Regions from separate parts of the Homo sapiens genome. Here region 2 is linked to region 1. Evidence: read pairs that join two places in POLR2A ChIA-PET (ENCODE). Cell type or tissue: IMR-90. All regions are shown on one strand. Each heading gives the region's core, and the rest is flanking DNA. Links, peaks and the distances in the headings are about the cores only. Region 1 has its middle 30 kb from the start of CAMSAP2. Region 2 overlaps CAMSAP2 (calmodulin regulated spectrin associated protein family member 2).

The links. ChIA-PET counts read pairs that join two places held together with the same protein. Peaks named below come from ENCODE experiments on the same cell type or tissue, not always from the same donor. Only the 100,000 strongest peaks of a DNase experiment are listed, where the experiment ranks them.
Region 2: POLR2A ChIA-PET joins it to region 1 with 8 read pairs; 6 of 35 experiments call an interaction of 5 or more read pairs at or near these places.

Annotation. Positions count from the first base shown.
Region 1 is chr1:200,704,556-200,712,590 of GRCh38, reverse strand. No RefSeq gene overlaps it. Among named protein-coding and RNA genes, the nearest start is that of CAMSAP2, 30 kb to the left of the region's middle. In IMR-90, for the core only: no CTCF peak of the experiment used is centred there; a DNase peak (open chromatin) is centred at 3,620.
Region 2 is chr1:200,760,386-200,768,420 of GRCh38, reverse strand. CAMSAP2 (calmodulin regulated spectrin associated protein family member 2) reads right to left here. Exons shown (of 17, transcript NM_203459.4): 2 at 7,323-7,582. Among named protein-coding and RNA genes, the nearest start is that of CAMSAP2, 26 kb to the right of the region's middle. RefSeq lists an enhancer at 1,104-1,604. In IMR-90, for the core only: no CTCF peak of the experiment used is centred there; no DNase peak of the experiment used is centred there.

The DNA.
Region 1 (8,035 bases), core at 1,350-5,349:
AAGCCAGGCACGGTGGCTTACGCCTGTAATCCCAGCACTTTGGGAGGCCGAGGAGGGCAGATCACGAGGTCAAGAGATCGAGACCATCCTGGCCAACATGGTGAAACCCCTTCTCTACTAAAAATACAAAAATTAGCTGGACTTGGTGGCCTGCACCTTTAGTCCCAGCTACTCGGGAGGCTGAGGCAGGAGAATCGCTTGAACCTGGGAGGCAGAGATTGCAGTGAGCCGAGGTCACGCCACTGCACTCCAGCCTGGCGACAGAACGAGACCCTGTCTCAAAAAAATAAATAAAATAAAATAAATTAATACATGTATTGAGGGTCTCATTTTAAAGTTTTTTTTAATAGGCTGGGCACAGTGGTTCAGACCTGCAATCCCAGCACTTTGGGAGGCTGAGGTGGGTGGATCGCTTGAGGTCAGGAGCTCAAGACCAGCCTAGCCAGCATGATGAAAGCCTGTCTCTTCTCAAAATACAAAAATTAGCTGGGCATGGTGGCACACCCCTGTAGTCTGAGCTACTTGAGAGGCGGAGGCAGGAGAATCGCTTGAACCCGGGAGGTGGAGGTTGCAGTGAACCGAGATCACACCACTGCACTCCTACCTGGGTGACAGAGCAAGACTCTGTCTCAAAAAATAAAAATAAATCAATAAATAAAGTTTTTTGTTTTGTTTTGTTTTTTGAAACGGAGTCTGGCTCTGTCGCCCCGGCTGGAGTTCAGTGGTGTCATCTTGGCACACTGCAAGCTCCACCTCCCAGGTTCAAGTAATTCTCCTGCCTCAGCCTCTCAAGTAGCTGGGACGACGGGCACCCACCACCACGCCCAGCTAATTTTTTGTATTTTTAGTACAGACAGGGTTTCACTGTGTTAGCCAGGATGGTCTCGATCTCCTGACATCATGATCCACCTGCCTTGGCCTCCCAGAGTGCTGGGATGACAGGCATGAGCCACCGGGCCAGGCCATAAAGTTTTTTAAATAAAAGAAAACATTATTTTATTCATGTAAATACAATGCAGAGAATACTGGAATCCAAAGTCAACAATCTTAAGTTCTAGACATGCAGTAATAGTTGACTAAATCCTAAAATAAGTATAAACTCCCTTAGCAAAAGAAATATATTTGTAATATTGAATATTGGTAGATAACAGGCAACAGCACATATGTTTACTAATAGAATCCTTATAAGACACATGCTATCAAAGCAAATACCAGTAGTAATTTCAGCAAATATTCATAACCAAAAGCATCAACATAATATATGTTTGCATGAAATTTTGTTTTGTTTTGTTTTTTTGAGACAGTTTCACTCTTGTTGCCCAGGCTGGAGTGCAATGGCACGATCTCTGCTCACCACAACCTCCCCCTCCCAGATTCAAGTCATTCTCCTGCCTCAGCCTCCCAAGTAGCTGGGATTACAGGCATGTGCCACCACACCCAGCTAATTCTATATTTTTAGTAGAGATGGGGTTTCTCCACGTTGGCCAGGCCGGTCTGAAACACCCCACCTCAGGTGATCCGCCCACCTTGGCCTCCCAAAGTGCTGGGATTACAGGCATGAGCCACCGTGCCCAACCTGCATGGAATTTTAATAGCCCATGTGGATGAAACAGATACATTTTTTAAAGTTGGCACAAAACAAGTGGCAAAATAGGTAATTTTAAGGAATTTCTAAACAAGTAGCTACAAGAAGTGGAATTTGTTGGGTATTGGCCACCCATCATACATTTCCCCTCTGTAGCAGGACCTAATTTCCTTTTGGATAATTACATCTTCCATCTGTGATACCGTAACAGGGGTCTTCCCTGCCCTAACAGAGTGGGACCATGGCCCATACTAAGCCTGTCAGTTGCTGAGGCAACCGTGAGAATGCACTTCACAGAGATCCAACTACAGGGAGCATAACTGACCTAGGGTCCCCAGCTGCTGCCTGCTGAAACCCACGGCCACATTTACACCAGAGGTCATGCTTCTCCGGGGCTACTCCCAGCCAATGACTAAATGCAGCAGGCCCATTCCTGGGAGAGACAGACCTCCTCTGATGGGTGGCTTCGGTTGGAGAACTCCCCAGGGCCTTTGCCAAAACTTCCTTAGACTGCACAGCCATCTAGGATCTTCCACCCTATCTTCCTTCCCTAACTCCTTCACTCAGAGTCAGACTCATGTTACGATCTGATGACCCTTCTGCTCTTCCCAGCTCCCTCCCCCTTCCCCTCACAGGCTTTTCTCCTAAAACCATCCTTGCATGTTAATCCTATCTTGGTGTCTGCCTTCTTCTCAGAGGGCCCAGGCTAACAGTCATCACCACCCCACCACACCCAAATTTGGATCATGATCAAAGAGATGAAAAGACTAAAAGCAGTCAAAATTTCTGCCACCCTGGTCATTGTAAAGGAACCAGAAGGTCCCTACTATGAGACAATTCCTCTGAGTTCTGCTTCCTAGGCTTAGTAACTGTCTTTGTATCCGACCTATTCCAAAGCTGGATTCTAAGCCTCTCATCAATTCCATGAGCTCCTAATAGCCTTCCAGTAAATTCACTCTGAATGAGATTAGCCAGAGTTTGTTTCCTTTTCCTTTTTTCTTTCCTTTTTTTTTAGATGGAGTGTTGCTCTGTCGCCTAGACTGGCATGCAGTGGTGCGATCTTGGCTCACTGCAACTTCCACCACCTGGTTTCAAGCGATTCTCCTATCTCAGCCTCCCGAGTAGCTGGGACTATAGGTGCTCGCTACCACAGGTGCACGACTGGCTAATTTTTGTATTTTTAGTAGAGACGGCATTTCACCATGTTAGCCAGGCTGTTCTCGAATTCCTGACCTCAGGTGATCTGCCCACCTCGGCCTCCCAAAGTGCTAGGATTACAGGCGTGAGCCAGTAGGCCTGGCCCAGAGTCTGTTTCTGATGTTTGAAAGCAAAGATTCTTACTTGACAGACTCTGGTACATGTAGACTAACAAATATCACAGTTAAAAAAAAAGAAAAGAAAAGAAAATGGTCACAAAAAATATAGAAACAGAAAATGTTGAAAAGATTCCCTGCCAGGCACAGGGGCTCATGCCTGTCAATCGCTTTGGGAGGCTGAGGTAGGCAGATCACTTGAGCCCAGGAGTTCAAGGTCAGCCTGGCCAACATGGGGAAACCCTGTTTCTACTAAAAATACAAAAATTAGCCAGGTGTGGTGGCATGTGCCTGTAGTCCCAGCTGCTCAGGAAGCTGAGGCATGAGAATCACTTCAACCTGGAGGTGGAGGTTGCAGTGAGCCAAGATCACACCACTGCATTCCAGCCTAGGCGACAGAGTGACTCTGTCTCAAAAAAGAACAGAAAAGAAGAGATTCCTATGTTGTAATGTTCCTTCATATGTCACATTACACTCTAGTGAGCAAAGAGGAGAAAATTAAGTGAATTTTTTTAAAAGCTGATATTTCACTCCATGTAGTAGAGTAAAATCAGTCACAAAACATCCAAGAATTAATAAAATATTTTAATCTTCATCCTGAAAACCAAGAAAATCATTTACTCTCGAAGATGAAATCCTTTGTCACTGCTGGTATCCAGAGGATTCACTTCATCACTGATGTTCACTGCATCAGAAACTGAGTCATCACTATCTTCAAACAACAGATCCTCCTCAGCACAGTGACTGGCCCACTGTGAATTCCACAGCAGCATATCTTAGGTGATGCATGTCTGGCTCCTGCCAGCCCTGGCATCTCCCAGCAGAGGAATACCTGCCCAGTTCACCCCACATTCACAGGCCCTAGACAGCTCTTGCAGTGATCTTGTTTTCCATAAGGAAATCTGGGTCCAGCTTTAAGTCTCCCTGACATGTAGTTTTCCACCTGCCATGAGACGGGTCCTGAAATCAGCCAGCTAGGGTGGACCTAGCAGCTCTGAGGGAAGAATAAAGGTTGGAAGAGGTACAGGACCCATACCACTCCAGACTCTGTCCATCATATGGGTTCTTGAGATTCAAGATAACTTGTAGATATAATACCTCAGAAAACACATGTTAAGAGTCAGCAAATATGACAGTAAAAAGAAGTAGAAACTCCCCAACAAGAATGCATAAGCAAATATAGATGAAATTTAGATAGACAAAGATGAGAAAATACAGATGAGATATTTAGATATTTTGAATATTTTGCTTTGTGTTTAGATTCCTTTTAAATGCTATAACAGACCTCATCAATTTGCCATTGGGTCTTTAGCTTGACTCATCACCAAGCCCCATGTCAGTGAACACCATTGGCTGCCTGAGGCATAAAGAGATTGCAATCCCAGATACTTGGGAGGCTGAGGTAGGAGGATCAACTGAGCCTGGGAGGTTGAGGCTCAGTGAGCCATGATCATGCCACTGCACTCCAGCCTGGGTGAGAGAGTGAGAGCCTGTCTGAAAAAAAAAAAAAAAAAAAAAAAAAAGAATCAATATAGGTACAATATCCAAATGTACTGCTCACTGAGGAACAGCAGATTAAATTTTACCCGTCACTTGTACTGACATCTCTCTCTCTCGGATAACACAAAAGCCTCCTAACTAGTCTCTGCTTCCACCCTTGTTTTTCTACAGTCTCTTATTAATACAGTTTCCAAATAAATCCTTTTGAATGCTAAATCAGATCACATCACTCCTCTGCTGCAAAACCTCCAACAATTCCCCATTTCTTGCAGATCAAAAGTCAAAGTCTTTCTAAAGACCTAGAAGGCCCAGTGTGATCTGCAACTCTGCTCCCCTCCTTTCCTTTCTGATTTCATCCCCTCACTCTCTCACCTCCAACCACACTGGTTTCCTTGTTGTTCCCCCAAACAGGCCTGTCCCTGACTCAGGCCCTGGCTGTCCTCTTTGCCTGGAACACTGTGGACCATTCTGTTCCTAGATATCTACATGGCAAACTCCTTCACCTCTCTCAAGTCTTTGCTCAAACATCCCCTTCTCAGTAAGTACTCTGCTTAAAATGGCAAATTCTTCCCACTCTTGGCACTCTCAATACCTTTTACCCTGCTGTAATTTTTTCCATAGCCCTTAATATCTTCTTAAATATTAAATACCATATAGCTTTCTTATTTACTTTGTCTATAGTTGTAGTTTTCCTTCATTAGACTCGAAGCTCCACATGTGTCATTCACTGCCATATCCTAATAGCACAGAACAGATCTTGGCATAGAATGGCACTCGATTAGTGTTGGTTGAATGAAGAAATGAATGGGTGAATAAATTAGCAAGGATTCTATTAGTTGACTTCTCTGTGGTACTTTGGAAATCACTAGATACTCTCAGTTCTGCTTGGCAATGTGTTATGTGAAGTGACAGCTGCTGCTCTGACTTGCTACAGCTAATGATGCTCAGAAATGGGCACTTCGTAGGATGTCCTTCTGCCTGCTGCACTTTCAGGTACCCCCACACTCAGTCATCGCAGTCACTCCATCTTGTATGCACTATTGCAGATCTTTGTTTCGAATCCAGTTGTCTTTTGTCTGGGCCATTGATCTTTTTGGCCCTCTATTTTTGCTTCCCGAGACTCCTTCATTGGGTCCCCCACCTCAGGCCCCCATTGCTGTTCACCTGTACCCCAGGCAGTTCTGATTTTGTACCCCCAAAATTCTAGCTGAGGTCAGAGCTCTGGACTCTCCACTACCAGGGAAGAAAAATTGGATATTTGATTCATTTCCCTACTTTTAAACAACCAGCAGGAAAATGAAGGGTTGGCTGATTTATCTGTGGAATAAGCAAATTCAGATTCAGATGATGACAAATAATCTAGACAATTCAGTTTCTGGGCTTGTTTTCCTGAATCATCCAGAGCATTAACACGGCAAATAAAACCCACCAGATAATCTTATTATCTTTCATCTTTTTCTCCATATCGTGGTAGTTTCTCAAGACAAAATATGGCTATTTGCTTTCTTTGAGAGCAAATGTCGATCTTGTACTTAATCTGCCTTCTGCTAAACTAGGGCACAGTAGACTCCTCCTTGTGACTAATAGAGATTCCAGAAATGGAAATTAGGATACAATTTTTAACCTTTACAGAATGAGAAGCCTTGGAGCTAAGCTTTCTTTACATTGTTTAAATCCTTGAAATAAGTCATAATTGCTTCATGGCCCAGCTATCTCATTCCTATAGGACCGAAATCTTACCAATCTTGATTTCTAGTTTGACAAGAGGATAAAAAAGAAAATCCTGTGAGAAGCTAGTATCCTTTTAGATAAGTTATTTCTGTGTCTCTCTGGAAATGATCTTGCAAAGGGCTAATGATACATAATCAGATTTACAGAGCAACATGAGTCACATCATCTCATTTGATTCTGCTAATATGCTTAGTGATTAGACAGAAAAAAATATATTGTTGTTCCCATTTTTAAAACAGAGAAAGTGGAACATAGCATTTTCAGAAATCTGGGCCACAGATCATTGGTAAAACAGTAAGCCTGTAGTTTTGATTCCCAGTTCATTAGGAAGTTAATGTAAGGGTGGCCAGGCGCAGTGGCTCATGCCTGTAATCCCAGCACTTTGGGAGGCCGAGGCGGGTGGATCACGAGTCAGGGGTTCAAGACCAGCCTGATCAACATGGTGAAACGCTGTCTGTACTAAAAATATAAAAATTAGCCGGGCGTGGTGGTGGGCGCCTGTAATCCCAGCTACTCAGGAGGCTGAGGCAGGAGAATTGCTTGAACCTGTGAAGCGAAGTTTGCAGTGAGCTGAGATCACACCACTGCACTCCAACCTGGGCGACACAGCGAGACTCCATCTCAAAAAAAAAAAAAAAAAAAGAAAAAGGAAGTTAACATAAGGGCAATAAGTATTAGGGAGAGGTCCCCAGGAAGAAGGTGAGAAGGACTGCAGAAAAGAAAGAACTGAATTATCAGCAACATAAACACCAGCAACAAATATTTACCTAGAATCGACTGCATGCTAAGTCTGGGGATATAATGAGACAAATAATAAGAAGAATAACCCTGCTGTCAAGGAATTTGTAGTGACATGTAGGGTATAAACATTAAAATAAATGGTGACATAAATGAGAAAGACTAGATGTAGGGTGACCACATTTTTCAACTGAAAATTAGGTTTTGTGATCTGAGGGTGCTTACAGAGACAGAATATTTTATTTCATTGCCAATCAGCAATATGGAACTCAGAGGAAGGAGTGATTCTTAAGAATCTGGGCTGGCTTGTTAGACAATCTTGTCTGATGCCATGGGCAACTCTAGCTAGGCCCCCACCCTATGAGGGGAGAGTTAAGCCACTAGTCTCTACTTTTATCTTGTATAACACAATTTCCTGAAGACATTTTCTCCCCAAAATGCTCCTGTATTTCACTGTGGCAGCAAGACATCCAGCTTCCAGATGGAAAAATGAGATGCCAGTCTCCTCTCCTGTAGATAGCGCCGATCTCTAAAGTAGATCATTTGGATCCCTTCCAAGTGGAACTGCTTCTTTTGACTTGCTGGTGGGAGAGGAAGCATGTTAATAAGGCATTCTAATTATACGAATTCTCTTACTACCAAGAAGCTCATTAATAAATCTCCCCTTTTCTTACCAACTTGGAGATGGGTAATAGTAGTGATTATTAAAGATCAGGAGCCCAGTGTGGTGGCTCATGCCTGTAAGCCCAAACATTTGGGAGGCCAAGGTGGGAGGATCACTTGAAGTTGGGAGTTCAAAACCAACCTGGGCAACAAAGCAAGACCAGTCTCTGCAAAATGAATAAATAAAGAAACAAAAATTAGCCAGGCATGGTGGTGCGTGCCTGTAGTCCCAGCTACTTGGGAGGCTGAGGTGGGATGATCCACTGAGTCCAGAAGGTTGAGGCTGCAGTGAGCCGTGATGTGGCCACTGCACTCCAGCCTGGGTGACAAAGCGAGACCATGTCTCAAAAAACAAAAAACAAAGATCGGTTTGGTCACCTTTTAGTAAGTCTTGCATGAATGTATCTAACATCTCTCTTTTGAACACAGGGGCATTTGTCACCTGTCATCCACAGCTTTGAGGCTGGTGCTGAAATTTTCAGACAAGAAAATCTCTTTCCACATC
Region 2 (8,035 bases), core at 1,447-5,446, 56 kb before region 1:
TAACCCTATCTAACTCTGTGATCTCGTTTCTTATCACCCCTCAAAAGGCAGCTAGTGCTAACGCCACAACTAAGCTGCTTCCTTTGACCTGAGGGTCACCATGCTCTCACACTCCCTTTTAACATCCCATTATACTCCCAAATACAATACCGTACAACACAGCCTTCATTTCTCTATGTGGTAAATTCCTCCGCATCCTTCAAAACTCAGTTGAAGTGTAGTACAGAGTTTGGTGCCTTTACACTCCTAAAACATTGGACAGTTTTCTATAAGCCACCGCTAGAAAGTGAGACACTGAAGAACATGAAACTCTTTGTAATCATGGTAGAAAATACAAAGGACAATGCAGAAGCTCCTTAAATAAATTAATAAATGGTCTGACAATTCAGTTTTATTAAAAAGAGTCTTTGTGAGATCACCTAGTAAAGTAAGTACCATTCATCAAGTTATTTCTATGAGAAAGTAAACTTGGAGCTCCAAATAAATGATCACAAATAAAGAGTTACTCTAACATGATAAACATGGTTGTAAGGTATCAAAAGATATTGTGAATTTGTAACAGAGGTATAGATGTTACCTAGAAATAATGGAACATTATTAGGTACATGAGTAGTAAACAGAAAATTGAGTTCTAGCACTGTGCATGAAGAAGAAAACCCTGTTCAACAACATCTATGAGAATGTAATTAATTTTTCAAAGACAGGTTTGGCTTATAAATTTGCAAGCCACTCATATACAAGGGTGACCAGAAATTAATGTCTTCTCACCTACTATTACAATACTACATTTATATAATCCTGTTCTTAAACAGGGAAAGGATTTTTTTTAACAAGCCTCTACACAAGTAAATTACACTTGAGTTCCAACAGATGGTGACACAATGGAAATTCCTAAGCATAGTTGCCAAATAAGACCAATATGTTTAAAAAAAAAAAAAAAAAAGAGGGACAACACAAAGTTCCTGGGATCAGCTTCTCTGTTCTCAATACATTTTGTGTATCCAGCAAAAATAATGGTAACTAGAGAATTATTCAGCATATTCTTTTTTTTTTTTTTTTGAGATGGAGTCTCACTCTGTTGCCCAGGCTGGAGTGCAGTGGCGCAATCTCAGCTCACTGCAACCTCTGCCTCCCAGGTTCAAGCGATTCTCTCACCTCAGCCTCCCAAGTAGCTGGTATTACAGGCATGTGCCAAGTAGCTGATATTACAGGAGTGCGCCACCATGCCCAGCTAATTTTTTTTTGTATTTTTAGTAGAGATGGGGTTTCACCATGTTGGCCAGGCTGGTCTCGAACTCCTGACCTCAGGTGATCCACCTGCCTTGGCCTCCCAAAGTGCTGGAATTACAGGTGTGAGCCACCACGCCCTGCCTGCATATTCTTAAATACTGTATCAATTAACTCATGTCCACCTAGACTCTGTCACAACTCTACTTCATCCCCTGTCAGCAGTCATTCTACTTAACTGCTATAATTACTCCTAAGGTACATGGAATTAACATAACCTTTAATACAGGAACAGAGTGGGTAAATGGAACAGAGAGGGGAAATTACTTTGGAAAGAAACCTAGGCAAATTACCAAGATTTCAAACAAACCACCAGGCAGAGTTCCAGGTGGCACACCATTTCTATTTCCTTCCACCTTACTACTTCCCATCTACCTATTCCCTAGGCAAAGACGAAAATACAATTTAGTGGTTAAGAACATAGGATTTATCCTGTTATCATGTAAAAGAGAAGTAAAATAAGAAAAAAAACCGAAAAAGAATATAGGATTTATAGTTAAAGCAGAGATGTTCAGAATCCTGCCTTCACTACTTAACTATACTTGCTCTGTGACCTTATATTCTCAAAGCCTCAGTTTCTTCATCAATAGAAAAGGGATGATCCTTTCCTCTTGGAGTTGTTGTAAGAATTAAATTACGTAAGATAGAGTGTTAAAGTGTAAGCACACTGCATGGCACACAGTAAACTAAATGAAAAGAGCTACCTGATAGACCAGGTGTAATCCCAGCTCACACCTGTAATCCCAGCATAGCCCAGGAGTTTGAGATCAGCCTGGGCAACATAGGGAGACCCTGTCTCTACAAAAAAAATAATAAAAAAATATTAGCCAGGTGGGGTGGTGCACGTCTGCAGACCCAGCTACCCAGGAGGCTGAGGTGGGAGGGTCACCTGAGCCCTGCAGGTCGAGGCTACAGTGAGTTGTGATTGCGCCACTGCACTCCAGCCTGGGCAACAGAGTGAGATCCTGTCTCAGGAAAAAAAAAAAAAAAAGAGCTACTTGATAGTCTCATAAATAAACAATAGATAAAATCTGAGAATTAACAGACTGCAATAATTATTTAAACTAAGCTGACAGTATAGCGGTTCAGTTTGCAATGCTTCCAAGTGTTTTGTAATATAGTATGAAAATCTATTCCATGATTCTGTAACCCACAGAAAGTTAAAAATCCTTAACTCAGACTTACAGCCTCCTCATTATCTAACTTACAGACTCTTCATGATCTAGCTCTAAATTATTTTTTAGCCTCATCTGACATTTATCCCTCCATGCAGTCAATATTTTAATTTATAATACTTAACATACCTTCACAGTTCAATCTTGAGTCAAACAATTCCTTCAACCCAGTTACTACTCTCATCCCATCCCTTTTCCCAACTACTGAAATCCCATTTATCATTCTACCCTGTGATGCCTTCCCTGATCCTCCCTAATAGAGATGATCACATCCACCTCTAAGATCTCAGTATCTATTGCTTAAAGTTAGAACACTTATTTCATACTGTCTAGTTTTTTTTCCCAGTTTTCTTCCTCATTAGATTTTTAGTTCAAACATCATTCAAGCGGAGATGTCAGTGGTCAGCTGGATACATAGAACATAACATATGGCCGGGTGCGGTGGCTCACACCTGTAATCCCAGCACTTTGGGAGGCCGAGGTGAGTGGATCACAAGGTCAGGAGCTCGAGACCAGCCTGGCCAACATGGTGAAACCCCATCTCTACTAAAAATACAAAAATTAGCTGGGCATGGTGGCGCACCTGTAATTTACCCAGCTACTCGGGAGGCTGAGGCAGGAGAATTGCTTGAACTTGGGAGGTGGAGGTTGCAATGAGCTGAAATTGTGTCACTGCACTCCAGCTTGGGTGACAAGAGCAAAATTCAGTCTCGAAAAAATAAATAAATAAAGAAGTATGACTAAGGCAAGTTTGACTGATAAGCAGATTGTAGTATTAATTTTGGGGTGGAGATTGAGAGAAATGTTTTTGTTTTGAGAAGTTACGTTGAGTTTTTTTGTTTTTTTGTTTTTTTTGAGATGGAATCTCACTCTGTTGCCCAGACCAGAGTGCAATGGTGCAATCTTGGCTGACTGCAATCTCCTTCTCCCGGTTTCAAGTGATTCTCCTGCCTCAACCTCCCATGTAGCTGGGATTACAGGTGCCTGCCATCACGCCCAGCTAATTTCTGTATTTTTAGTAGAGATGGGGTTTCACTATGTTGGCCAGGCTGGTCTCAAACTCCTCACCTCAGGTGAACCACCCGCCTTGGCCTCCCAAAGTGCTGGGATTACAGGTATGTGCCACTGAGCCCAGCCACATCTTTTCTTTTTAAAGATTGATTACTAAAAGGAACTACAGAAAAGATATCTTAAAGGTTTGAATTGCCATTTACGGGATATTTGGAATTTAACCATTTAGAGAGGTCTTCAATATTTATTCTTATTTCCTATGTCTGCTTAAAGGCTAAATGCAGGATACTTATTTCTCTTTAACAATTTAACTATCAGAAATATTTAGTATGCATACAAGGCATGTTATTTCAGATAATGATAATTTCTATTTGAATTTAAATTTCTTCTCTACATTTTAAATTTTAAAACAGTAAAATCATATAAAAATGTTAATAGTGCAGAAATACATCAAATAAGATATGAAAGTTACCATTTATTTCTCCAATCCTATTTAATCCCATTTCACAGAAGAAACCAAAGTTAACAGTCTGGTGTAAATTCTTCTAAAGATTTCTGTCTTCATATATATTATTTCACAGGAAATTTTTATACTGAGACTTTGAAGAAAAAGAATTAGTACTAACATTATTTCTTGAAAAATTAGGATGATACTTTTGCTACCACCACACTTTTTTTCCCCCCAAAAGGCTGGCATACAGAAATAAAATATCCCAAATTAAAAATAATTTAGAAGTGGAAGTGGGGGGCAATATATTCAGTGCAATTAAACACACTATTTTTCATGATACTTCCCAAAAAGCAGGAAAAAAAAACTGTTAATTTACATTAACTCTTACTTTACTCTTTAAAAAAATAGTTTCTTTCTTTTTTTTTGAGACGGAGTCTTGCTCTTGTCACCTGGGCTGGAGTGCAGTGGCGCAATCTCGGCTCACTGCAACCTCCGCCTCCCAGGTTCAAGCGATTCTCCTGCCTCAGCCTCCCGACCTCGGGTTACAGGTGCCTGCCACCACACCTGGCTAATTTTTGTATTTTTAGTAGAGATGGGGTTTCGCCATGTTGGCTAGGCTGGTCTCAAACTCCTAGCCTCATGATCCACCCTCCTTGGCCTCCTAAAGTGCTGGGATTACAGGCGCGAGCCACCACGCCCAGCCAAAAACATAGTTTCTTAAGGAACAACTTTTTACTAGTAATCTGAGAAATTTTCTCACGCAGGTTTCAGGAAAATAGTTACATTAAATATCATCAATCAAAATGCCACAGCAACTGGAAAACTTTAAATCAAATTGTGATAAAAGTTGAAAGTAAACAATTAAAACACAGGTTGGTAAATGTGACACTGCAAAGGGTTAAGATGATGTAGGTCAAATATGAAGTTCTCAAGTTCTTTGGTTGGTTGGTTTTTAAGACAAAGTCTCACTCTGTCGCCCAGTCTGGCTGGAGTGCAGTAGCGGAATCTCGGCTAACTGCAACTTCCACCTCCTGGGTTCAAGAGATTCTCCTGCCTCAGCCTCCCGAGTAACTGGGACTACAGGCGCGCACTACCACATCTGGCTAATTTTTGTATTTTCAGTAGAGATGGGGTTTCGCCATGTTAGCCAGGCTAGTCTCAAACTCCTGACCTCAGGTGATCCGCCAGCCTTTGTCTCCCAAAGTGCTGGGATTACAGGCGTGAGCTACCACACCCAGCCTGAAGTTCTCAAGTTCTAACAATCCACAAATAGAAGTTAGAACCAGAGATAAAGATTCTATGTTGCCCATGCCGTGCACCTGTAATCTCAGCATATTGAGAGGCTGAGGTGGGAGGATCACTTGAAGTCTAGAGTTCAAGACCAGCCTGGCCAACATGGTGAAACCCAGCCTCTACTAAAAGTACAAAAATTAGCTGGGCATGGTGATGCACGCCTATAATCTCAGCTACTTGGGAGGCTGAGGCACAAGAATTGCTTGAAACCAGAAGGCTGAGGTTGCTGTGAGCCAAGATCGCACCACTGCACTCCAGCCTGGGCAACAGAGTGAGACTCCAACTAAGAAAAAAAAAAAGATTCTAAGTCATTTAAACTCCATTCCTTAAATATTATTAAAATACATTCAAAGCTATCAGCAGGATCAATAAAGTGTGAAAGAAACATGAGTAACACAATCAGCAGTCTACCAAACCCCTCATTTTAAAATTAATTGTCCAAGTATTTCACACATACAAACTACACTGGAAAAAAATGTAGAAAACATGTTAAATTTGTTTCATTCTTATTAGAGGATCTGAAATAGACACTCTAAGGATAAGTAGGTTATCTATGACATATATATCTGTATCTGAAAGAACAGCAACTAAACAAACACTGCTTCACAAAGTCATGGATGTGCTTTCTAACTATCCACTTAGCCTTCAAACAACGGAAGCAGAAGTAATCACAAGCTGGAGTGTCCAGCTAGGGGAATGATTCTGGGGGAGATGAATATGAGACACTGATAAGGACCTAAGTAGATTCTGCTTGTCCCTGGTATGGGCAAACTGTTCACATATGATATGTATGCAAAGCAGGTATGCCAAAGTCAGAGGGTAACTATAAGGTGATTTTGGAGCCATCAATGAAAGATGACAATCTCATACTGGATAATCAATATTCTAGTTATTGTTAATAACTATATTGTAAATCTATAAATTCCATTAACTAATCAATACATTATTTTCCATTACTTAGAAATATTAAAAGAGTTACTTTAAAGAAGGAAAAAAACCAGAAAACAAAACAGGTCATCACCTCATTTAGTAATAGATTTTATAAACTAATTTTTTTGTTCATTCTTCCTAAATTACATAACTTCATAAATTTTATAATATACTTTTCTACATATACACCTTACCTTCCTCCCAAGCAAAACTACTACTCTTTGATTTAATCGAGTATGGAAAAACCACTTTTCTTTCTAATACCATCCTTGATGATGTCCACATTTTGTGAAACTCAAGCTAAAGCAGTACAATGGACTGAACCAGCATACAATGAACTTAAACATTTAGATTTATGTTTCCTGAGACTGCCTATGAGAGAGTTCCTGCATGATGGCCCCAGGCCAGCTTAGAGGCCTTCTGTGTGTGTTGTCTACAAGAATGAGTTCAAAGCTATCAAATAAACGAAAATATCTGATATGCAGAAATTTACCAAGAAGTTATTCAAGTACATAAATGAGCTTTTTTTTTTTTTTTTGAGACAGAGTTTTGCTCTTGTTGCCCAGGCTGGAGTGCAGTGGCATGATCTCAGCTTACCGCAACCTCCACCTCCTGGGTTCAAGCGATTCTCCTGCCTCAGCCTCCCAAGTAACTGGGATTACAGGCATGCACCACCATGCCCGGCTAATTTTGCATTTTTAGTAGAGACAGGGTTTCTCCATGTTGGTAAGACTGGTCTTGAACTCCTGACCTCAGGTGATCTGCCCGCCTCGGCCTCCCAAAGTGCTGGGATTACAGGCGTGAGCCACCGCGCCCGGCCATAAATCAGCACTTATTAATCTCAACTCTTTCCTAATGATAAAGTCAAGGATGCATTTTCCATCTCTTCTAGCCAGTCTCTACAACGGAAAAAATAAAAGTTTTCAATTAAAATTACATTAAGGTAGTTGGAAATTATGTAGTTGTTTCTCCAAGGTATTAGATGGCACCAAACATTCCAAAATCGTTAAAATCTTCCTTCATTTGGAAACAAGGTTAAGAAAAAGATGAGTTGTAAACTCTAGGCAAAAATACAATCCAATTTCAAAACATTTCCCTCTGTTTTACAGTATATCATTCACACTCAAAAGTACACACTTCAAACTTAAAATAATCTTGGGTATATAAAGACTCACCATCTGTATGGGTTTCTTGTGGAGATCTCGTTCAGTTACCAATTTTTCCTGGTCAGTGACATAAAGACCTTTCTGTGCTAAAGCCTGGATTACAGCATCATGGCCCAAAAGGGGTTTTGCAGCATCACTCTTGAGAATGAGACTCCCAGCACGACAGTATAGTTCAGCCGATAGAAGCAAATTAACAACAGGTGGTTTGATGTGTTCCTGGTCATACTGATCTGTGTAAAATGGTTCTTGAAGTTCCTCTGGCACATTTTCTATAAAGATTAATGGAAAAAATTCTCTTACAAGATTTTTATAAAAGAAACATAGAATTTAATTAATAATTATTATTTATGTCATAGAATTTAAGATTCCCTCTAAAAATATAGCAATAACCCTTTAACTGAAAAGATGATTCATTAAACTTTGACATATACTCTGGAATGAGACAAAGATACAAATTTCCTTTACAGAAGATACTTTCTGAGTATATTCCAAAAAGGGACTACAAGACAAGGAGAAAAGCTTTCTGAGTCTAGTGGCTCTTGGGAAAGTATTCCCACATTCATAGTCAAATCTACAGAATGAACTATAAGATTCCTAAAAACTAATTTCAATGACGCTCCTCACAGGCAAGCTGTCAACATGGAAATGCACAATAGGTATTTCAGGAGACTGCTAGTCCTTGCCACCTGAGAATACAAAATCATCTGCCCAGTTTTACAGCT